Regions from separate parts of the Homo sapiens genome. Here region 2 is linked to region 1. A link is an interaction called in ENCODE POLR2A ChIA-PET data of the cell type or tissue named here. Cell type or tissue: GM12878. All regions are shown on one strand.

Region 1 (2,500 bases):
TCATAATTCATGTGGTTTTATAACTCTTGTCAAAATGATTTCTTAGTTGTAAACCCCTAGTGGACAGGAAACATTTTAAATTCACAGGATAGAATCTGGATCAGCAGAGATTAAAAAGATGTCAGAGATTAGAAAAAAAAAAAGATACTTTGAAAAGAACTCAGAAAAGAGAAAACAGAAAAATGTCATTCCTTCTCTGTGAGAGATAAATCAGGAGCAAACAAAGAAATAAGAGTATATATTAAAACACAAGCTATCAAATAAAAAATTCTAAGAATTTGCAAATCAAAAAATGGCATCTTCCACAAGAACAGTGTAGCTAAATTATGAAGGTTGTTTCTAATACAAAGACAGTAAAGAATAAATAAAAAGAAATCTAATGATGAACTGAGTTATATCATTAGTCCCCTAAATTTCCTACACTCTCTCCTTTGACCATCCCTTCACGTCTCTCCACAAGTTCCAATTTCTGGGCCAATGGAAATAGTCTGGAAGTTGAAAAAAGGGGTCAATTTGGGCAGAGGCACTATGCATATAAGAACTGCTTCTGAGCTGTGATTGCGCCATTGCACTCCAGCCTGGGCAACAGAGCGAGACTCCATCTCAAAAAAAAAAAAAAAAGAAAGAAAAAAAGAACTGCTTCTGCTCAGTGTAAAAGGCATAAACTTTGGATCCAGACAGACTTATCTGTAAATCTCTACTATTTACTAGCAGTGTATTAGCTTTAGAAAGGTATCATCTTTTCTGAGTCCCAGATACCTCATGTATAAAGTTTAAATAATAAACATGCATTGTAAGGCTGTTATGAAGACTAAAGAACATAAAACATACAGAATGCCTGTGTCCAGCTTATATTTAGGCAGTAGCTATTTTTCAATAGTTTATACATCACATTCCTATGATTGAATGAATATAAAGGAGAGAAAATGTTAAAATAAACAAATTATATTTCCTTAAAGCCCATTGGGAAAAAACGGGTTAAATGAAAAGTCTCATGGACTTTTCACATAGACTTACTAACAATTCCACTTTCTTTTTCTCCAATTTGCAATCTGGCTTTGGAGGTAGAATCTCAACATTGTTGTGACCATCATGGGAATTCTCAAGTCCCAGTTCCTTTGGCTGACTTTCAATGCCCTGTGGTTGTCCATCACCAACGGGGGAGGTGAGAGTGAAATGACTCGGAAGAGTAGGGGAAGAAAAAGGTGGTTTTTGAACGTTAACTCTCTGTTTTGGTGCTGAAAGCAGCTGCTCTGGAAGTAATGAGGTTGATCCATCTTGAAGCCCAAGTTTTTGGCTTTGCTCTACAAGGGCTTTTTCTCGCTGAAGTTGTTGTCGACTTTTCTTCGCGGGGAGACGTCGCTGTGGTTCAAATGGATCTATGTAAAAGAAAATAGAGGAAAATTCCTTTGTGTGGGCAGCAAATAATTATAATTCCTCTAAGAAAATAAAAAATTAACATTAAACGTTGATAATTCTAGTGGTTCTCCTACCCCATTCTCTATCTTGAAAGTCTAGGGGAAAAACAGCCATCTTCCTGTAGAGTTTCAATAGTTTTCAGATCATAATGTTAATATTTAACAGAAACTGCCCCATCTCTTAATTTATCTTCAGAGAAAGTCCATCAGTGAGTTAGGCCTTAGGTCACAAAGTGAAGTTTCTTTTTCAACTTGATTTCATAGTTGTCAAAAGAAAGCAACTAATTTTGACCAAATCAGGGAGGTGACTGAATTATCTGGTTTTAAATTTGATTTATGGTTCTGTCTGCTCTACTGAAACAAAATGGTGGTTGCATTTTCAAATGGGATTACCCTCTCTTAAATTTTAACAGCTTTTAGGGCAATTTGGTACATATGTGATACATATTCAGATGCTATAACAGGCATGTAATTGAGTGAAGTCTCTTATTTCTAGGAATGCTAGTTAACCTTAAATTGTTGTCTTTCATCCTACAGAACAATCCAAGGTTGTACTCCCCGAAGCCTAGTCAGGCTCTAATCAATGCATTCAAACTGATTTTAATAGTAGCCTCAGTAAAGCAATAGAAGATAAAACAACTGGGGGGAAATATCTTTAAAGTTATAAATAATAACACTTCTATTATACTTTTTGGACTGTCCATGCCAGTGTTAACATCTTAGGGCAGACAATTGGAGAATCTGACCCACATTCATACTATATTTCATAAGATCTATAAATAGCATTCTCTCTTAAATGCCTGGGAAGTGAAGTTATCAGTTCTTGTAAATGAACAACTCAAATGGGACTTTCAAATTTGGCATATTGACTTTTGAAGCAAAACAAGCTTATTATTTGAATTTCCCAAAGTATAGTTAAAAGCTCTAGAGTCACAATTCCAGCTTTGCTTCTGCCCAGCTCAGTGACCTCAGGTAAGTCAATTATTTATTCAATACCTTAGTTTCCTCATCTATCAAGCTGGTTGAAAATTAACCTGCTCTACTTAATGCATGAAGTTGGTGTAAGAATTAAATGAGATATG
Region 2 (2,500 bases), 53 kb before region 1:
ATAATGCATTTTTTTTACCAAGATATAGTAAATACATAAATATACTAAGGCTTTTAGTCACCTCATGTTGCTTCCAGAAGCCAAGCAAATGTTTTTCTGGTATTCATCTTAGGAGTACATTGTTTCCAAAGATGCCTTATGCTAATCTGTGTTAGTTATGCCTTACTTTCACTTTGTGAGCTATTTCAATGTTGTGATATCCATTTTACGAAAAGAACAGAACACCTATTTCCCTGTGTTTCTACTTTTCCATGTCATGTCCCACCTACACCTACATTAGTACTAAATTGACTTCTTCCAGGACGTTTGCCAAGTGTCTGTCTAAGTTTTTTCTTCCCATCTGCCAGGGTGCTCCCTGATATTGACAAAGATTGTCTCCAAGCCTTCTCTGCCCTTCCTTGGTTTGCTTGTTCGTGTTTTCCCAGTCTGAGGTTAGACTGACTATGGGGCTTTCCACAGAAGAAGGGGTTTGGATAAGCCAGCAGTTTAAGCAGGTTTTATGATCAGCCAGTGTAATAAAATGCATTCAGGGGTCACCCGAGAAACTTTAATCAGCACCAGGGGTCACTGGATAGCACTTCTAGACAGGAGAGAAAGAAATGAGGAACAGAGACTCAAAGAGGAGGAAGAGTTGGGGGAAGGGGATAAGAATAGAAGGTTCTCAAGTTATCTGAAATAACTTTTAAAAATAATCAATGTGTTTTGCAATCAGAAATGGTAAAAAGAGCCATAATTGCCCAGCGGAAACTAGAGATCTGCTGCAAATTCAGATGAGAATTTTACCCAAAGCTTAATTTTTTTCCCCTCGTGCAGTTTTGCATGAAAGTTTGGCCTTATGACTGGTCTCGGGATGGATATCAGATATCTCACCCTGAAGGGAGAAACATTCCCACCAAATCCTTCTCTCCTGAAAGAAAAAAAAAAATTCTGCATCCAATAATCAGAGCCTGGGCAGACAAATTGGCACCACTTTTTTTTTTTTTTTCCTCCAGCCTCCCTTTTATTTTCTGTGAGAAATAAGACTGCAGACTTGAGTCACAATTCACAAATATTTGGTAGTATTATGTTGCAAGAAACTGAGGGGGAAAACCAGAAGGTAATTCTTAAAAGCTTTGCCTTCACTCATGCAAACAAACTTTATGCTTCTCAATAAATCTCCTGTTTTGTAAGTGGCCATTAAAATAACAGATCATTTGATTAAAATTCTGTTTTCTTTTCACAACAGTCATTTGGAATTTTTTGGGACCTCCAAATGTGGTCTTGGCCATGATGTCATTAGCATTTTATTAACGCATTCAAAAGGTTAAAAGCTCTTAGTTTTTATAGGGCTTTTAAAAGCAAACATTTGATTGTCTCTTGCATAAACTGAGTCTGAACCCATTAAAATGTGACAACAACTTCAGAACTGACCCTGTTTAAGGGTAAAAAATTGATCAAGGATTTGCCACATTTTTAATTGCATTCAGTGAAATGAAAACTGAACTGATGCCAATATTTGGGAATGAAAAGAATTAAATCCAGTCCAACACCTTTCAAAATAATAATGATATTTTTTAAATTGGGGTTTTTCCCTTTTAGAGTTGAATGATTCTTTATGGCACAAAAATAGTTTATAGTTAGAAAAGTTTATTTTTCCCTCTCTAGTTCAGTCACAATGCAGTCAGTCTGTCATTAAAAATAAGATGGAAAAATATTTTAAATGTATGTTTCAAGCATCCTGGCCTGGAAGAAAAAAACTGTTCAGGGCAGCAACAGTAAATTTGCCTTTGTTGTTTATTTGGATAGAAAACCATCTGTGGCTGTATAGATTTGGAATTATGTTACCGAACTTTTAGAACTAAAGACTCTTATTTTTAAATTAGGCACCTCGGAGAATTATGTCATAAATCCACAATAAAATAATAAAATCAGTGGTACTGGAGCATATGTAGCCATTTATTGTTATTTTCCACTTTGCCTCATTTTCATCATATATATTTTTAGATTGGATTGCCCCATCCCATTGAATGATCTTTTGTACACAAAATAGAAAATTCCTGCCCTCCCATCCCCCAATTTGCACTCTAAATTAAACTATATTAGCTCCATTCTATTTTTTTTTCTATTTTTGCCTCACTGATTATGAAGAGTTTTCTACTTTTCTTTATTGTTCTTATTCATTAATTTTTAGTGACATTTCCTATTCTAGTACACTCTGTTTTTCAGGGCATATTCACTCATTTATTTATTTATTTTTTATCCCTTACAAATGAACTACTGAAAAACCATCTTCCTGAGCCTTTCTCTTAATTGCTCCTGTGTTCTGAGGCATTGGGGGAACTACATAACTAGCAGGAGCCGATCAGCAGATAAGCTTGCATAACACGCACTTAATTATACAAACAAGTCTTTCTGGAGAAAGTCTTCTGACAATTACCTCCCGAAATAAATATACCTCAGTGACTGTCAATAGTAATAAAACCCACACAATCATTTCTTAAAGCTTTTATTGTTTGCCTGT

The links. Peaks named below come from ENCODE experiments on the same cell type or tissue, not always from the same donor. Only the 100,000 strongest peaks of a DNase experiment are listed, where the experiment ranks them.
Region 2: POLR2A ChIA-PET joins it to region 1 with 5 read pairs; 7 of 35 experiments call an interaction of 5 or more read pairs at or near these places.

Annotation. Positions count from the first base shown.
Region 1 is chr1:170,538,089-170,540,588 of GRCh38, reverse strand. GORAB (golgin, RAB6 interacting) reads right to left here. Exons shown (of 5, transcript NM_152281.3): 2 at 1,022-1,379. Among named protein-coding and RNA genes, the nearest start is that of GORAB-AS1, 6.7 kb to the right of the region's middle. In GM12878, no CTCF peak of the experiment used is centred here; a DNase peak (open chromatin) is centred at 1,163.
Region 2 is chr1:170,591,455-170,593,954 of GRCh38, reverse strand. No RefSeq gene overlaps it. Among named protein-coding and RNA genes, the nearest start is that of GORAB-AS1, 60 kb to the right of the region's middle. In GM12878, a CTCF peak has its summit at 576 (motif pointing right); no DNase peak of the experiment used is centred here.